2 separate regions of the Homo sapiens genome follow, and region 1 is linked to region 2. A link is an interaction called in ENCODE POLR2A ChIA-PET data of the cell type or tissue named here. Cell type or tissue: OCI-LY7. All regions are shown on one strand. Each heading gives the region's core, and the rest is flanking DNA. Links, peaks and the distances in the headings are about the cores only.

What was found. Peaks named below come from ENCODE experiments on the same cell type or tissue, not always from the same donor. Only the 100,000 strongest peaks of a DNase experiment are listed, where the experiment ranks them.
Region 1: POLR2A ChIA-PET joins it to region 2 with 10 read pairs; 4 of 35 experiments call an interaction of 5 or more read pairs at or near these places.

The regions. Positions count from the first base shown.
Region 1 is chr12:120,636,746-120,646,555 of GRCh38, reverse strand. It overlaps CABP1 (calcium binding protein 1), which reads right to left and starts at 5,930. Exons shown (of 6, transcript NM_001033677.2): 1 at 5,217-5,930. The coding sequence starts at 5,870. It overlaps CABP1-DT (CABP1 divergent transcript), which reads left to right and starts at 6,034. Exons shown (of 2, transcript NR_183426.1): 1 at 6,034-6,506. RefSeq lists silencers at 4,951-5,050, 5,271-5,440, 5,451-5,550, 5,771-6,070 and an enhancer at 7,542-8,043. In OCI-LY7, for the core only: CTCF peaks have their summits at 4,927 and 6,080 (motif pointing left); DNase peaks (open chromatin) are centred at 5,445 and 6,015; H3K4me3 peaks cover 2,210 bases.
Region 2 is chr12:120,780,463-120,790,272 of GRCh38, reverse strand. It overlaps SPPL3 (signal peptide peptidase like 3), which reads left to right. Exons shown (of 11, transcript NM_139015.5): 4 at 5,680-5,799; 5 at 6,521-6,599; 6 at 7,506-7,618. Among named protein-coding and RNA genes, the nearest start is that of ACADS, 60 kb to the right of the region's middle. RefSeq lists an enhancer at 6,032-7,231. In OCI-LY7, for the core only: no CTCF peak of the experiment used is centred there; no DNase peak of the experiment used is centred there.

The sequences.
Region 1 (9,810 bases), core at 1,027-9,026, 140 kb after region 2:
GTGACAGAGCAAGACCTTGTCTCTTCAAAACAAAACAAAAAACAAAAAAGGCTGAACGGTGGGGGCTTCCTGTAAGGAGTGAAGCATGTTGTATGCCCTCACCTCCCATCTCTATCCACTGTGGCAGCAGCCCTTGGGCCTCCGGAAGCCCTACTTTGAGTGCTGGAATGGAATGATAGGATCAGAGGGATGAGAAGGATAAACTCATTGCTGATTATTCCTGATTAGAAGGGAGGCTGGCCTTTGGCGCTGGTCAGTTCTATCACCAGCATTTGAACTATCACCAGCCTTTGAACTTGGATGACAGCCCGGTACTAAGACACTCAGGGAAAGCTGGACTGTAACGTGAGAGGTGCTTTGCAGATGCTTCTGACGAACAGGGAACACACTTATGTGACCTCCCACCAAAGCAGCATGGCACACACAGAACAGGCAGGTATTTTCGGAGGCAGGCAGACCACAATTCTCAGCACAGTCCTGCCACCTACTTATTTACTTATTTTTAGAGACAGGGTCTCACTCTGTCACTGTGGCTAGAGTACAGTGGTGCAATCATAGTTCACTGCAGCCTCAAACTCTTGGGCTCAAGCAATCCTCCTGACTTGGCCTCCCAAAGTGCTGCAATTACAGATGTGAACCACTACACCTGGCCCTGCCATGTACTTACTATATGACCTTTGGACAAGTCATTTCCTCTCTCTTGAGCCTTCCTCATTTCTTTTTTTTCCAGACAGAGTCTTCCTCCGTCACCCAGGCTGGAGTGCAGAGGCACAATCTCAGCTCACTGCAACCTCCACCTCCTGGGTTCAAGCAATTCTCATGCCTCAGCCTCCCGAGTAGCTGGGGTTACAGGCGCCCACCACCACACCCAGCTAATTTTTGTATTTTTAGTAGAGATGGGTCTCACTGTGTTGGCCTGGCTGGTCTCAAACTCCTGACCTCAAGTGATCCACCCACCTTGGCTTCCCAAAGTGCTGGGATTACATGTGTGAGCCACTGTGCCTGGCCAAGCCTTCCTCATTTCTAAAATTGTTGTGGTGGGGTTGGGGGGAGTTGATGATGCTAACCTTCACAGGTAGCTGTGAAGATAAGAAGACACTTTGTCCACTGTGCAGTGGGCTCTAGACTGAGGCCTCAAGTGCTATTGTTGCCTCTCAAAAACAGCTGGAGGTAAAGGCTGACCTCCTGGAGGCTCTCACTGAACTGACTCCAAGCCACTCCTATCACCTGTGGCTGATGTTAACCACAAGCTGACCCTCACTTTCCCTCTCCCCAGGCCCCAGAGAAAGCCTATAGGGGCTCCAAGCCCTCTCAGAGAGAAGGAGGGAGACACATGACTGGAGTAGGAGTGAGGAATAGACACAGCCCTATCTTAGGAACCTAGGCTTAGTGCAATTAAATCCATGACCCAAACCACCATGGCCTCTCTCCCCATCTCAACCACAGGAACTGGCCGGGCGTGGTAGCTCACTCCTGTAATCCCAGCACTTTGGGAGGTTGAGGCGGATGGATCACTTGAGGTCAGGAGTTCGAGACCAGCCTGGCCAACGTGGTGAAACTCCATCTCTACTAACAATACAAAAATTAGCCAGGTGCGGTGGCAGGCACCTGTAATTCCAGCTATTCAGGAGGCTGAAGCACGTGAATGGCTTGAATCTTGGAGGCAGAGGTTGCAGTGAGCCAAGATCATACCACTGCACTCTAGTCTGGGTGACAGAGTGACACTGTGTCTCAAAATAAACAAACAAACCACAGGAGCTAAGGAAGCCTCTGAAGTCCGGAGGCTGGTGATACCATTCATTCACTCATTCATTCATTCATTAAATACTGTGATCCTGCTATGTGCAAAGCAGTATGGGAACAGGGATAGCCTATCTGTATTAGGAGACGTGTTTCTACAGCTGGAAAAATGGGAAGGATGGGACAGAGCTGTGGGTTTTATCCACATTTGCCTCCTCCACAAGGCATGTTTCTTCTCAAGCTCAGGGTAAGGAGCAGAAAGCCTGTTTCTTAAAATAGTCTTCCAAGACCTAAAGCCCCATGTCATCATGCCTCTGCCGAGTTAATTTCTGACATCACATCTTCTCTAGACAGCTGGGTGGCATGTCCTTAGCTGGCCACAAAGAGGGAGTACGGAAGATCCTTTGACATTCAGCTCCTTCCCTTAATAGCCATCCTCACCTGGCTCAGAATCAGCTTTCAAAGTACCTTACCCAGGCCCTCATTCAATTACCCTATTAATAATAGCAATAACATTAATGAAGGCTGCCCTTTATCCAGCACTCACTATGAGCCAGGCATTTGATATCCTTAATCTTGTGTAAGCCTCCTAATAACTGCAAAGCAGTTTTTGTCAATCTCATTCCTGGATGAAGAAACCAAGACCAGAGAGAGAAAATAACATGCCCAAGGACACAGAGATCGAAAGTGACAGAGCCAGGATTAGAACTTGCATCTCTGCTGTCTCCCAAGCCACCATTCCACACCTTAGCCTCAAAACCACGCTGTCTCCATGCATATGCAATAAGGATGCTCTATGAGGTCACTGGGAGAGTTTTCATCCCTGTTTCCTTTAAGGTAGGAATTCATCTTTGTGCCTTCAGTGTGATTCTGAACACTGGCTCTCTGAGACTATTACAAATGAAAAGGAAGAAGGCCTTGGTAGTTAATCAACAATAACAACAAAGAAGAAGAATAACTAACACTGATAGAGTTAGCAAGGGCTCCGTGCCAGGCCTGGGCCAAGCTCTCTCTATCTCTCCGTATCTCATTTAATCTCCCAAGCACCCTGATGATCCCTACATTGCAGGTAAAGAAATAGACTTGGCCAAGCACGGTGGCTCATGCCTGTCATCCCAGCACTTTGGGAGGCTGAAACAGGTGGATCACTTGAGCCCAGGATTTCCAGACTGCCCGGGCAACATAGTGAGACCCTGTCTCTATTATAAAATATATTTTTTAAAAAAGAAATAGACTTAATGAGGTTAAGCAATTCACTTAAGTTAAAAACAAATGAAACTTGGGGAGTCATGAAAAATATACTTCCCCAGGGCTGTATTTTTCTCTAAGCAGATCTTAACTAAAAGTTTCTGTATTCAGAACCCCATCTGCCTTCTCTTGGTTCTGACCCTGCCTCTAAGGACAGAAATCTCAATACGGAGAAAAGGGAAGAAAAGATTAATTCCTCTCTGTCACAGGAGACTGGAGGCTCTGACACGAAAGTCCCAGCCTGGGTTTGCTGTTGTTGCTCACGTAGATGACTTCGAGGTGTCAGATGGAAGCCCAAACTGAATGTGCTGGGCTTTAAAGTAAAAGCCCGCAGCTGAGAGGCAAGAGCTTCCACAGGGAGGTAGTAAATATTTGATGGGAACTTCCAGCTCCTCCTGACTCAGGTGACCCTGGTGACATTTCAGAACATTGGGCCGGAGAATTCACTTAATGACTGAGAAATTAGAAGGAGAAACAAAAGCACGTCGCTACAATGCTCGGAGCTCAGAAAGGGCTCATGTAGGCAAATTCTGCAAGACAGGAAAGAAAGGACTCTTTTTTTTTTTTTTTTTCAGGAGCTGAGTCAGATCAGCTGCAAACTGAGTAACCAGAAAGTGTATGATTCTAGGCCAATGACCTACCCTTCCAAACTGCTAGGTACAGCCAGGGCCCTGGCTATCTGGTTCACTGTTGTCTTCCTGGTGTCTAGCAAATGTCTGAACAAACAAACCACAGGAACTAAGGAAACCCCTGAAGGTTTCCTTAATAAATGCTCAAGAAATAATTGATAAATGAATGAATTGGTATCACCCATTCAACAACCCAGCATTCCTGCTGCAACCCAGCCCCAATCCAAAGACCACTCGTGCCCTGGCAGCCTACACCTCCTCATTAACACAAAGCACTGCAGTGAACTCCCCTGACACATCGCCTCACTAACTCTCACGGCTCTGCATCCACATCTCTACTCCAGAGAACTGTTTCCAGCTAACTCGGCTAACGAGGGCTCCCTGCAGGAACAAAGCCACACACCACTGCCCTATGGCCCCACCACAGCAGCACCACGCAACCCAAATCCATGTGCGGCTGCCTTCATGTCAGACCTCCACCAGCATCAGCCACTGCCGAGTAGTATTTTGAAAAGAAATGTGCAGATCTGAAGCAAAACACACAGGGCCTCCTTGGAATTCTGATCCGGCGTGGCAAGCCAGGAGCTTGAAACAGCTTCTTTATGCTAGATCTCAGCACAGAAAGGCACAGCCCCCCCTGTTTCCCTACAAACCACGCAAACGCTCTAATCAGACCTCTGCATGACACCTCTCGGAGGCTGCCACAGAACTGTCTCAAAGCTGTGCCAATGAGTTTGACTTGATTACAGACTCCGAACTAGGGGAAACCCTGGCTTTTTTGCTCAGGAGTTCAGAGGTTTCCTTCTACTGAGCCTGTTTCCCCAGCAGCACAGCCTCAAACTGTAGACCTATATTGTGACTACGGAGCTGCTTTTAAAGGGCAGGCTCCCAGGTGCCTGGGACTCTTGAGGGAAAGGCCTGAGGGAACCACTGATGACCTCTTTGTGGCCTTTCTCACCCTTCCAATGGCATCCCTAGAGTGACAGCCTCCTTAAACCACCCCAAAGTTCCAGTTTGAGCCACAGCTCTGCATGCCCCTCCATGCCTACCCAGACACCTCTTCTCTTTCCTCATATTTTTGGATCTCCTAACTTTTCTCAGGCCTTCAGGGACATGATAGGCAGTGGCCAGTGTCCCTCGCCCTCAAGTAATTCTGTGTTCTCTGAGGTCCCCTCTCTTGACCCCCAGACTCCAAACCGCTTGCTCTCCTGAGTCCCTCCCTGGCGGTACTGGCCAGAGGCCAGAGGAGTGGGTTTGGCGCCACCTGCTCGGAGCGCCCCTCCTTGACCCCCGCAAATCTCCAGGACGGTCGTAGAGGTCGCTCTCTTCCAGGACTGGCGGGTTCTGGCGGGTATGAGGGAGGCTAGCGGGGAGGGCCTTGCCCCAAGAGGCCCGGAGCGTGGACAGCGCACGGGGTGCTGAATCAGGCACGGGGAGGAGGAGTGCCGGCAAGGGCGCCGGCCCGGGGAGGACGAGGTGAGCCGAGGCGTGATCCGTGGGGGACCACGGGCCGCGGGAGGAGGCTGTGGACGCGCAACCGCGGCCGGCAGGGTCCCGAGCGCCTTTCCCGGGAGCGCTGACGGGAGGCGCGGCCCTTACCTGGCCAAAGGCGGAGCTGAGCATGGGGCGCAGCCGGTGGAGGAACGGGTCCGCCTCGGACGCGGCGGCTGGAACGGAGTCCCCGCGGCCCCGGGCTCGCAGAGAGCCCCGGAGGCCGAGCGCCGGGGACAGTCCCCGTTCCTCCCCATCCCGCCCGCGGGCCGGCGGCAGCGGCGACGACGGCGAAGGTCGGGACGCCGCGGCCGGCAGCGCCTCCCGGGGCCTGCAGTGCGCCTGGGGGAGCACACGCTGGCTCCCCCGCGCGCCCTCCTCTCGCGGCGCCGGCCGGCACAGGGGCCTCCGCGAACTGGGGTCCCCGGACGACTGCGGCGTCGCCGGGCAGGAGCCGGGTAGCCGGCGGCTAGGCAGCCCCGGGTCCCGGGCAGGGCCGTGGCGGGGAGCCCGGCTGCCCCCGCTCGCCGCCGCCGCCGCCGCCTTCAGCAGCGACGTCTTGGACTCGCTTTTGGCGATGTGCGAGCTCATCGCGGCGGGGCCCGCGCTCGCATGGCCCGGCGGGGGCGGCGCGGTGCGGCGCGGCGCGGGGCCCCCGGCGGGCAGAGAACGGGGCTCCCGGCGGGAGCCAAGCCCGAGGACGCGCTGGAGGCGGGCGCCGTCCCCCGGCCGCTTAAATGCGGCCCCGTCGCCGCCGCCCATGTGACAGCGCAGCCTCTACGCCCGGAGCCCGGAGCTCCCGGCGGCTGGCGGTGCAGATCTGGGGGCGCTGCCGGCTGTCCCCGGAGAGCCCACCCCCGGCTCCCTGGCGGCCCAGGTACCGCCGCGCCCCGCCCCTTGCCCCGCCCCGCCCTGGGGGAGCCCCGCTTCCGGGCGGCCCCTGGCGGCGAAGGGGACGCTGCAACGCGGAGCGGGAGCACGAGGAGGGAAGGGGCTTGGCAATGGGCCCCAAAGAGGCCGAGACCCCGGGAGTGCCGGCAGCGCTCTTTATCACGCCTGGAGGCTCCTGCAGAGCCCCGGAACCGCCCGAACCTCCAGAAATGCAGGCAGGGTGCACTCCCCAGGGGGTACAACTTTGGCAATGAGGACTACAGAGGTCCGGGGAGAACCGGAGACCCGAGGAGCATGAAGGCACTCTGTGACATCACTGCCTACAAACGCAGGGGCCGGAATGCAGTGACAGGACACTGCTGGGAGGAAAGTCTCCCAGCGCCTCCGTGTGGGGCTGCCTCCACTCCCAATACCGTGCGGGGGGACTAGGACGACCCTGGTAAGTCAGCCACAGGATATCAGTTCTCAGAATAGAAGAGAAGCCAGGTCTGGCAGCACCTGATGATGGTAAGTCTCAGGTAGGACCCATTTGCTCCCCCTCCAGCTCTTGTCCCCTCTTTCACCTTCCTGCCTTTCTAGATGCTACAGAAATTCCTGCTCTCGGTGGGCAGCCAGGGAGCGTCCCAGGCCTTATCTGAATCTCAAATCCCAGCTCTGCCACCTACCATCTGGGTAACTTGGGCAGGTGTCATCAACCTCTCTGAGCCTTGTTCTCCTCTTCTGTAAAATGCAGATGATAAGCATAACTAATTTCTTGGTAACAGCAGACGATACTATGCACACAAAAGGCCTAGCCCAGTGCTCGGACAGGGGACCATCCAGTTAAGCCAGTTCCCTTCCCCCTGCACATCGTGAGGCCCCATCTACCATTCTTCTTTAGTATCCGGTGCTTGAGCTTTGCGGGGGGCTGGAGGGGTTCCTCCCAGGCTCTCCCTGTTCTGGTCCCTGGCCCCAATGCCATCCACAGTCTTGTCACCGCTCGGCCTCATTAAAAGGATACACGAGGCCGGGCACAGTGGCTCGCACCTGTAATCCCAGCACTTTGGGAGGCCAAGACCGGCGGATCACTTGAGGTCAGGAGTTCGAGACCAGCCTGGCCAACATGGTGAAACCCTGTCTCTACTAAAAATACAAAAATTAGCCAGGCGTGGTGGTGGGCGCCTGTAATCCCAGCCACTTGTAGGCATGAGAATAACTTGAACCCGGGAAGTGAAAGTTGCAGTGAGCCGAGATTGGGTCACTACACTCCAGCCTGGGCAACAGAGTGAGACCCTGTCTCAAAAAAAAAAAAAAAAAAAAAAAAAAAGAAGGGTACACAAACAGATTGCCGATATTACACTTCACTCATGCCAAGAGTTCATCCTTCTCTGCACTGTCTGCTTCTTTACAGAGTGTTGCTCTGTCACCAGGCTGGAGTGCAGTGGCACGATCTCGGCTCACTGCAACCTCTGCCCCCCAGGTTCAAGCGATTCTCCTGCCTCAGCCTCCCGAGTAGCTGGGATTACAGGCACCCGCCACCACACCCAGCTAATTTTTTGTATTTTTAGTAGAGATGGGGTCTCACCATGTTAGCCAGGATGGTCTCGATCTCCTGACCTCATGATCTGCCCGCCTTGGCCTCCCAAAATGCTGGGATTACAGGCGTGAGCCACCGCGCTGGGCCCTGTGTGCCTCTTTTACTTATCCATAGGCAAGGAATTAAGGAAAATGGATGGGCTGGGAAAGCAACTGCCCAGAGGCTAAAGTAAACTAGGAAAGTGTGGCAAATTGTTCCCCAGATCAGCTACCCTTAAGGGACTGAATTGCCATATCAAAGCCACTCAGGTTCCTAAAGCCCAAATCCTGAAGCAGCCTGGGGCGTTGCAGCCCTGAAGGCTCATTGCAGGGTCCTCTGGGATATGCAGGGTGTAATGAGTCCACCCTTTGAGTTCGAGGTCAGTCAATGTCTTACCTGCTCCAGCCCTCAGAATAATCAGTGTTTGGCAGGATTAAAAACAAAGGCACATTCAATATAAATCACAGGAGATAAAGAACCTTATCAGAAACCCTCAGGAGCCAATGAGAGGCAGAGGACTGCTGGGTATTCTAAATCCCTGCTGTGCCACTGTTGGTAACCTTTCTGAAATGCCCTAAATATTTTTGGGCAAGACCTCGGTCACCAACTAGTTTTTGAAAAACTGAAGAATCTGATTATGTTACCTATGATTACTAGAGTAAATAAATAAAAATTATGTCCATGAAGCAAATGGATGAAACACCTTCACTCATATCCCAGATAATCCTGGATGTATGCCAGGATTCCATTTCATTTGTAAAGTGTATTAATTTGGTCACTTATTTGACAAATATGTATCCAACCAGGCACTGCAGTAGTCATCTTGGATACAAAGATTGATCCATTCATTCAACAAATAATTGAGTGCCTGTTATCTGCCAGGCAGTGTTCTAGGTACCAGGGATATGATAGCAAACAAAATGGTCTCTATCCTCAGCAACAAATAAACAAATACATAAACGCATGGAAAAGTAATGGTGACAAACTGGTGGTGTTTCTGCCATGGGGAGAAATAAAGCAGGTAAGAGACTAGGGTTTAACGGGCGGTGCTATTTTATTTATTTATTTAATATTTTTACATAGAGACAGGGTCTTGCTATGTTGGCCAGGTTGGTCTTAAACTCCTGACATCAAGCAATCTTCCCACCTCGGCCTCCTAAAATGCTGGGATTACAGGCATGAACCACTGTGCCCAACTTAGGGTGCTCTTTTAGAGAGCGATTAGGGAAGGCCTCTCTGCAGAGGGAATATCTGAGTAGAAACTCAAATGAAGTAAAGGAGGAAGTCATGTATATATCTGGGAGAAGAGCTTCCCTGGCAGAGGGAGGCTGTTCAAAAGCCCTGAGGAGGGAATAGCTTGGCATGTTCCAGGAGAAGCGGAGATAAAGGAGGCTGGAGTGAGCGAGGGGGAAAGTAGGAGAGATGAAACTGGAGAGGAGGCCGGGCATGGTGGCTCAAGCCTGTAATCCCAGCACTTTGGGAGGCCTAGGCGGGTGGATCACGAGGTCAGGAGATCGAGACCATCCCGGCTAACACGGTGAAACCCCGTCTCCACTAAATATACAAAAAAAAAAAAAAATTAGCCGGGCGTTGTGGCGGGCACCTGTAGTCCCAGATACTCGGGAGGCTGAGGCAGGAGAATGGCGTGAACCCAGGGGGCAGAGCTTGCAGTGAGCCGAGATCGCGCCACTGCACTCCAGCAGCCTGGGTGACAGAGCGAAACTCCGTCTCAAAAAAAAAAAAAAAAAAAAAAACAGAAACTGGAGAGGAAAGCAGGAAAGCAGGGGCCAAAAATGTCAAGGCTTTGGGTTTCCTCTAAGTGTGAAGGGAAGCCACTGGTGGGTTTGCAGCAGTGGGTGGCATATGATAGTTGACATTATTAAAGCACCACTGGGGCCAGGTACAATGGCTCATGCCTGTAACCCCAGCACTTTGGGAGGCCAAGGCAGGAGGAATCGCCTGATGTTAAGAGTTCAAGACTAGCCTAGGCAACATGGTGCAACCTCATCTCTACCAAAGAAATATATACAAAAATTAGCCGGGCTTGCTGGCATGAACCTGTAGTCCCAGCTACTTGGGAGTCTCAGGTGGGAAGATGGCTTGGGCCCTGGAGCCAGAGACTGCAGTGAGCTAAGATCCCACCACTGCACTCCAGCCTGGGCAAAAGAGCCAAACCCTGTCTCAAAAAAAAAAAAAGGCAGAGGGTCAGGGGAGAAAACCAACTAAACTATAATGGGAAACGTGTAATAAGGGGAT
Region 2 (9,810 bases), core at 1,180-9,179:
TGATAAAGACGGTAAGTCGACTCATTTAAATATAATGAGTCTTTTCTTAAATTTATGACATGGATCCTTGTATGATATAAAATTCCATACCAGTAGTTATTACTAGTGCAAGGAACCACATAAAACCTGGTGCAAAATCTGATTTTTAGATTAAATTATTACATAGCAGCTTATCTTCTGTCAACATTTTAAGCCAAATCAGTTTATACTCCTGAAACTCTTTTTAAAAGTCCTGTATTATGTAGCACATATGCAAGTGATGTTCTTAAACCAAATTATAAATCTGCTGTACATTGCATCACAGAAACCTAAAGAAATCTACCTATATTATTATGTCTAAGTTTACCTCAAAAACAAACAAAAACAAGAAATGGTTGTGCCAGTCCGTACAGTGGAAAGAAGTTACCTGGTAATACAGCTCTTTTTTTTTTTTTTTTTTTTTTTTTTTGAGACGGAGTCTTGCTCTGTCATTCAGGCTGGAGTGCAATGACGTGATCTCAGCTCACTGCAACCTCTGTCACCTGGGTTCAGGCAATTCTCCAGCCTCAGCCCCTGGGGTAGCTGGGATTACAGGCGCTCGCCACCATGCCTGGCTAATTTTTGTATTTTTAGTAGAGATGGGGTTTCACAGTGTTGGCCAGGCTGGTCTCAAACTCCTGATCTCAAGTGATCCATCCACTTCGGCCTTCCAAAGTGCTGGGATTATAGGCATGAGCCACTGCACCCAGCCAACATAAGCTTTTTTATTTTTTGTTCATGAAGCACAGTCTAAAGAGTGGTAGAATACTTCTTTTTTAAATGCTTTTTTTCTTTTTTTTTTTGAGACAGAGTCTCACTGTCACCCAGGCTGGAGTGCAGAGGTGCAGTCTCTGCTGACTGCATCCTCCGCCTCCCGGGTTCAAGTGATTCTCCTGCCTCTGCCTCCCGAGTAGCTGGGATTACAGGCACCCACCACCACACCTGGCTAATTTTTGTATTTTTAGTAGAGATGGGGTTTCACCATGTTGCCCTGGCTGGTCTTGAACTCCTGACCTCAAGTGATCCTCCAGTGTTGGCCTCCCAAAGTGCTGGGATTATAGGCATGAGCCACTGCACCCAACCTAAATGGTCTTTCTTAACTCTGCCAGCTATGTTGTACTAAATTATCCTTGACAACATTTCTTCAGTGCCTGCTCTGAGCAGTGGATGCCAATAGGATAAGGACAGATTAGCATAGACTGCAAAATTCACTTCCTCAAAGAAGAACATAATGAAGAAGCCATTACAAAGACGGCCGACCAGTACTTGATTATGGAATATAAAATTATTACAGATTGAAAGGATGACATGGAAAACAGGATGAATTTATCAAGAATCAAAGAAATAATAGCCAGAAAGATGAACAGAGAAACAGAGAGGTGTAGGTGCTAAGGAGATGGAAGTCCTGGATGATTAACAATGTGGAACAACTGGGGAGAAGGTTTTGAGAAAAAGAAAGTATAAATTTAGTGTTAAGATTTTGTCAGGAGTGTTTCAGACTGATTGAAGGAGACAGTAATCAGAAGTTTTTAAAAGATTGTAGCTGCCCACTCCCAAAATAATAAGAAACAAGGAATTTGTAAAGAGATAGGAGAGCAGGAGAAGTTGTAGGTGTAGCCAGCATCATTGGTGGGGTACGTGGGTGAAGGGTTACTCTTACGATTACATGCTTTGAATATGTCAGAAATGATTTGACTGTCCTTGATTATAATAGGAGCTAGGAGAAGGAGAAGCATTAAGTGAGACTCAACAGAGGGTTAGATGGGCCATGTGACTCATGCCCCAAAAAATCAGAACTTAAAAATGGAGAAATCAGTTTGTAATTGAAAGTTTCTCGCTGCAGGGTGCCCTAGGGTATTTGACCAAAAGACTGGGTAATTATTACTTCAGATTATAATAATGTTCCACCTATCTGGGCAACTCGAAACACATGGAAGTAAGAGGAAGAGTTGATCAGGCCTGCCAGGAACTATGGCACTCAACTCATTAGAAAGCAGAAAAGTAAAAGTGAAGACAGTAATGAAAAAGCACTACATGCCCACCACCAGAATAGCTAAAATTAAAAACCTTGACCATTCCCAGTGCTGATGAGGATGCACAGCAACAGCAAAGAGCCCTCTTGCGTTACTGGAGAGCATGCGTTAGCACAGTCACTTTGGAAGGCAGTTTGACATTTTACCTACTAAAGGTGACAGTATAAATACCCTTGGACCCAGCAGTGTCACTCCTAGTTATATATCCAGCAAATACAGTCACATGTGCATCAAGTCATGTGCAAGAGTGCCTAGAGCAGCAGCATTTGTAATAACCAAAAAATTGGAAACAACCCAAATGTCAACCGTAGAATGGATAAATTTTACTGTATTCATACAGTGAAAACAAGTGAACTGCTGTAGCTACATAAAACAGCATGGATAATTCTCACAAATCATATTGAGTCAAAGAAGCCAGACACAAAAAAATAACTACATAACTCAATGCATATAAAATTTAGGAAACAGGCAAACTAGTATTTAAGGATGCGTGCTTGGGTGGAAAACGTGTCATAAAAGTCAGGATAGCGGTTCCCTTCAGGAGAATGAGAGAGAGAGAGAAAGTAGTGATTGAGAGGGACACAAAGGAAGATTTCTGGGGTTGGTTTGTTTCTTGACTTGAGTGGTATTAAATATGTAATAATTCATTTTTGTGCTTTTCTGGGTGTGATGCTTCACCATAAAAAAGGTTAGAAAGTGACAGGAGTGAGGGTGGAGGGCAAGAGTTCCCTCCAGGTCCTCTGATTTCCCCTGACCTTGTTCTAACTTCTCTGCCTGCCCCCAAGAAGCCAATATAGAAATTTATTTTCCCATGGCACATCAGTCCTTCATTTAAGTAGTATTAAGTGGAATTTTAAAAAGCCATGTACACCCCTGCCCAATTATCTGACATCTTAAAGACTTTTACTAAACTTCAGTTATAATTTATTTGAGTTATAAAGATTGATGGAGATGTATAGTTGGGATCCTCATCTTTAGTAGAGGTATACATCTTAATCTTCTTGCTTAGATTGTAAACTTCATGAGATCTGGAAATGACTTTCTTTTAATCCCTCCTGTTGCTTACTATATAATAAGTGTTCAGCAAATAGTCAAAAGCATCGTTCTTACAGGGAGGTGTAAAATCAGTAATTTTCTTAATAGTTATTGGTTTTATTGCTCAGTGTCTATTCCATACCAGACGTACATTTAGCCTGTAGCCATGTTCATTGAATGTTAAAAATGATGTTGCTGTACAAAATTTTTAATTCCATTACCAAGCCTATTTCCTATGTTGATTTTTGCCTTAAAGATAATGCAACTGCACTTGCATATGTCCTCCTAATTATGGCTAGTCTGTTTTGCTTTGCTCAGTTTTGCTTTGTTTTTAAGTTACTGGAGTTTGGCTAAAATTTCTAATTAATTACCTCTTTCTTTCCCATTCAAGACCTTTATCTCCAGAACTTTAGGAAATGGAGTACTGAAGTCATGGACATTGTTTTAGGTAGCATATTGTCAGGAACTAAAGGCGCTTTACTTGCCCTGTGACATCGCCTCCTGGTTCAAAAATCTGTGGTTTAAAAAAAAAAAAATCTGTGCATTCTATCTAATACGCCAGAAAGGTCCTTTGTATTCAGTTTCGCATGTAATTGCAGACTGAACTTTTAAAATTTAGCTTTATTATAAACAAATGCATCTCTTATATACCTCACCACTACAGTCTTTATTCTAGCTAGCCATTTAATTTTCTCTTCATACTTTGAATCAGTATAATCTGTCTATAGACTCCCTGATGCTTTGTTCCTATGATAAAGTTATTTATCTGAGAAACATTATTTTCTGTAGTGAAAGGCACTGAAAATCTGTAGCTTCCTCTAGCTGTTCTTTGAACTACTGTAGAGCACTTACATTTAAAAACTATTTAGGTAAAATTTAGTTAGAGATTTCATAGAGTTTTGTCTAATGGATACACTTCCCGAAGTGATCCTTGGGCCAAGCTGAATGGATTTGACTAGGGTCAGGACAGACTGCTTCCAAGATAATTTCTGTTTGTCATGACACATAGTTCACTTTTCCTAAATTGAATTGTCCTATTCCTAAGTGAATTACTTCACTCATCTGCCTAGTCCCTGAGAAGCATTTTGTTTTATAGATTTAGTCAATCAAAAACCCTAAATAACTCTTTTGGGGACAGGCAAATTTAAATACCTAAGAGAAATTTTGTTGATCATTGTAACCCTTTGTGTCTTGCTATGTTTATCCTGGTTACATATTTTATTTGTAGCCTTAATATAATGAAGAGACCTTTCCTTTTTTTTTTTTTTTTTTGCCTTGGACTCCTGGGCTCAAGTGATCCTCCCACTTCAGCCTCCCAAGTAGCTGGAACTACAGGCTCAAGATAACATGCCTAATTTTTTTTTTTTTTTTAATTTTCTGTAGAGATAGGGTCTCCTTAGTTTGCCCAGGCTGGTCTTGAACTCCTGGCCTCAAGTGATCCTCCTGCCTCAGCCTTTCAAAGTGCTGGGATTACAGGCATGAGCCACCACACCCAGCCTTTTTCTTCTATTATTTCATTATTATAGATCATATGAAGATTTCTTTGATTCCTTTTGTGCGCTTTTATGACATCTCAATAGAGTTAATTTGGAAGTGAGACAAGATAAAACTGGTAATTTTTTTTTTCATTCAGTGGTTATTAGAGTTTGCCATGTTTTCCTTCTCTACCAAAAATACTCTATTAATGGTTCTCAACCCTAGATGCAAAATACAGTTTTGTGAGGAGCTTTTAGCTGGGCCTAACTCCTGTGATTTCATTTAATTTGTCTGGGATTGGACCTGGGCTTTGTAATTTTTTTAAAGCTCTAATGGGAAGCCAAGAATTGAGAACCCTTGCGCTAAATCCTACTCTAGCCCAAGAGATTATTTTCCCGTATTCATCTCCTATTCTGGTACCTTAAAATGTTCCCATAAAATAAATTTTTTTTTTTGTAAATATTAATAGATAGAAACGGGGGTCTCGCTGTGTTGCCCAGGCTGGTCTTGAACTCCTGGTCCCAAGCCATCCTTCCACTTCAGCCTCCCAAAGTCCTGGGATTACAGGCGTGAGCTACCACATCTGGCCAAATAAAATTTTTCTGATTTGCTGTTTTCAGCTATGACTTGTTGTCCTCCTTCTCCCCCATCAGCCAAGTCAGTTCTCAACTATTAGCAACAACGAGAAAGAGTGAAAATGAGTACCTTAAACCCACAGGTGATGAGAAGTCCTTTTAGTCAATGGGTTTAAACCACCTCTTTTACCAAACCTATATTCAAGACCACAAATTTACCCAAATGGACTAATCTGGGTTTTTACTACCTCTTAATGTTCTCGGTGGTGGTTTGGATCCTGTCATCCAGATGGTTAACACCAGGAGGTAGTAGTTCACTTCAACAAATATTCCTGAGTGTCTGCTGTAATGAAAGGCACCATGAAGAGAACAAGGAGCTCATAATCTCGTTGGGAAAGAAAGACTCATAGGGCCTGGATAATCCATGTCCTACGTATAATCCGTAGAACTGTCTGCATTTTTGCAAGTTAATGTATATGAAGTGCATAGGCACAGTGCCTGGTGCATAATAAGTTATTAATCTGTCTGTTTTTCTCTTTCAGGCATCCAAACAATTGACTCTACCCAGGCTCTGTTCCTTCCAATTGGAGCATCTGTCTCTCTTTTAGTAATGTTCTTCTTCTTTGACTCAGTTCAAGTAGTTTTTACAATATGTACAGCAGGTAAATATGAGTTTCTCTGTCTAGTCTTAACATACTAAAAGGAAAATTTTTCACCTTTATCATTGTTCAAAAATTAAGATTTATATACCATGTCATGTAAGTTTTTCCTTATAAATCTTGGCTTCGCCTTCTCCGTCTCAACCACGCCACCCTTCCCCAACTCCTCCTTGAACCTCTTGATCCACGTCATCTGTTGAGACCTGCCCACACAATCTGAAAGAAAGGCTGGAGACGTCAAAGTGCAGGAATTCTATGACACCAGAGCAGTATTGCTGTGCTTTGGCTGTGGCGCTTTTTCTAGATTACCAGAAGGTTGAGCTTGGCATAGAGGCCATTGTCAGCCTCTACCCACGTTCTTGCAGGTAGAAACATGGATAGCTAATCAAAGTGATTGGACTGTCAGCTCTTTGATGTGTTTTCAAGCTAAGTATTGATGGAAATGTAAAAAAAAATCGGCAAAATGCTACAAGACTTGTTAGGAGGTCATCCCCTGGCCTGCTGTTTATCTTTTAGGAAACTTACCTATGCTTTCCCCTACTTCAAATCAGGTACTTTTTTTTAATAATGAAGAGATTTTTTGTGCAGTATTAAAGGAAGACATTTTTCTTCTCTAGTCAATTAACCGTATCCACTTGTCTAGTGTTTGGCGGAATGAAGTTTCTATAAGTCATGCCATTTTTCTTATAATTGTTTTAAAAAATTATACCTTTTCTTTCTCTAGTTCTTGCAACGATAGCTTTTGCTTTTCTTCTCCTCCCGATGTGCCAGTATTTAACAAGACCCTGCTCACCTCAGAACAAGTAAGGACTTGGGACTTTCCTCTTAAATTATAAACTTGTATATATTTTTCTGTCATATTTGATAGCATTATTAGGATTCTCAATTTCTGTTATTGGCTGGAGCACAGAAATGCCAAAAGACCAGGAAGTGACACATTTGATCTTTAAAGCCAGAAGCTAGTACTTCCTTTTGTACCTTCTCATGTCAGAGGAAATACAAACAAAACTTAGGAAGTCTGAGTCATTGTAATGTGCTTCCTACTTAGATCATTGAAAGATGAGCAGTTTTCTTTTGAAACGGTGCTTTCATTCCTTTACTGTGAGTTGATGAAATATGAGAATAGTGGTTGAACTCAAACGTTCTTCTTTGCCTTTGGTCTTCGGTGGCCTAGATATGCTACCTACTTGCGTTTAATCCTAGTGTTCACACCTTAACTCTGAAAGTCATTGCTGCACGGAAACAAAATTCTGTGCTAATGGAGATGCTGAACGCACTTAGGAAACCAGTCATTGGTGGCAGCTGATGCTCGCAGGAATTAGTGATAACCAAAAGATTTACAATCTTCTAAATAGAGTGATACCATCTTTGGTAAATGAGTTGAATTGTTGGCATTTCTTCATTTTGTTTTCCTCATAAGAATAGAATTTCCTCCATACTTATTAGCTTTTCCAGAGGTTAATATTATCACTTCAAACTTCTAAATGCCCATGTTGATAATTGGTCCCAAAAAGACATTATCAGTTGGTGCAGAAGTATATTCCTGTGAGCTTTCCATAGGTTTCTCCAAAAAAGGATTGGGTATTTTGGATTTCCAGCTATCTTGGTATTATCTGCTATTCTAATCCAGCCATCACGAAATACCAAAGGAGAATTTGGTTACTGAATAAAGTGTGCCCACTGTCCAATAAGTGTTGTGTGTTTTCCAGGATTTCCTTTGGTTGCTGTGGACGTTTCACTGCTGCTGAGTTGCTGTCATTCTCTCTGTCTGTCATGCTCGTCCTCATCTGGGTTCTCACTGGCCATTGGCTTCTCATGGATGGTGAGTGACTAATTTGTGACAAATTGTAATTTTACTTTATAGAGTTTTATAGATACTTTAGGATATTCACAGAGCTGTACAACCATCACTACAATAAACTTTTAGAGCATTTTCACACCCACCCCCGCCAAAACAAATGAGCGGTCATTCCCCTTACCCACCTCCCCAGCCCCAGGTATCCACTAGTCTCTACTTTCTGTTTCTATGGATTTCTCCATTCTGGACATTTTCCATAAATGGAATCATACATTATGTGGCCTTTTGTGTCTGACTTGTTTCACTTAGCATGTTTTCAAGGTTCATCTGTGTTGTAACCTGTATCAGCACTTCCTTTTTATGGCTGAATACTGTTCCATTGTATGGATACACTAATTTTATTTATTCGTTTACCGGTTGTTTCCACTTTTTAGGCTATTATGAATGATGCTTCTTTGAATATTAATGTACAAGTTTTTGTGCAGACTATGCTTTTTTATATAAATGGAAGCTTCGCACAATGGCTCATGCCTGTAATCCCAGCACATTGGGAGGCTGAGGCAGGAGGATCACTTGAGACCAAGAGTTCAAGACCAGTCTGGACAACATAGCAAGATCCCATTTCTACAAAAATAAAAATCATCTGGGCATGGTACACCTGCAGTCCCAGCTACTTGGGAGGCTGAGGCGGGAGGATCCCTTGAGCCCAGGAGTTCAAGATTACAGAGAGCTATGATCATGCTACTGCACTCCAGCCTCAGCAACAGAGTGAGACCCTGTCTCTTTAAAAAGTAACAATAAGGGCTGGGCATTGTGGTTCATGCCTGTAATGGGAGGCTGAGGCAGGCGGATCACAAGGTCAGGAGATCAAGACCATCCTGGCTAAAATGGCTAAAATGGTGAGACCCCGTCTCTACTAAAAATACAAAAAATTAGCTGGGAGTGGTGGTAGGCACCTGTAGTCCCAGCTACTCGGGAGGCTGAGGCAGGAGAACTCCGGAGGTGTGAACCCGGGAGGCGGAGCTTGCAGTGAGCCAAGATCGAGCCACTGCACTCCGGCCTGGGCAACAGAGCAAGACTCCGTCTCAAAAAAAAAAAAAAAAAAAAAAAAAAAAAAAAAAAACGTAACAATAAGGAGATGGGATTAGACTGTAATATAATGCATCATATTATGCTCTATATTATATATGTAGTATATGTAATATAACATGTTATATATAACCTGCATTATGTACGTGATATACATCATACACTTTAATGATATAAATACATGTCTATATCATTACATAAAAGTATATCATATCCTTTTTAATAACTCCAGAGTATTAAGGATGAATACCTAGACATGAAATTCCTAGAACAGAATTCTTGCATTAAAAAAATCTATACCTATTATTATATTGCCTTTCAGATAGGCTATAGTAGTTTATACTCCAACCTGTAGCATATGAGAATTTCTCTTCATTGATGATAAGGATGAAGTAATAATGACAATAATACCTAGGATGAATGGAGTGCTTTTTATTGATTAGGCAGTCTGCTAGGTGCTTTACATGGATCATCTCTTTTAATCCTCAGAACAACTCTTTGAAGTAGGTACTGCTGTTTGTTTCCATTTTCAAAAGAGTAAACAAAGGTTCAGAGAACTAGCTCATCCCAGCCACAGACCCCTTATATAGAATTCATACTTACCACCAAAGCATCTTGGAGGCTGTTTCTGAAAATCACCCATAATTTTCCTGGTTTTTCCCTTAAAACCTTTTTTTGGGGGAGGGAGTTTCGCTTTTGTTGCCCAGGCTGGAGTGCAATGGTGTGATCTTGGCTCGCTGCAGCCTTCGTCTCCCGGATTCCAACTATTCTGCCTCAGCCTCCCAAGTAGCTGGGATTGTGGGCACACGCCACCATGCCCAGCTAATTTTTGTTTTGTTTTTTTTTTTAATTTTTGTATTTTTTAGTAGAGACGGGGTTTCACCATGTTGGTCAGGCTAGTCTCGAACCCCTGACCTCAGGTGATCCACCCGCCTCAGCCTCCCAAAGTTCTGGGATTACAGGCGTGAGCCACCACGCCCAGCTTTTTTTTTTTTTTTTTTTAAATAGAGACAGGGTGTCTTCATGTTGCCCAGGCTGGTCTTGAACTCCTGGACCCAGGCGATCCTCCCGCCTCGGCCTCCCAAAGTGCACAGGCATGAGCCACTGTGCCTGGCCTCCCCCAGCTT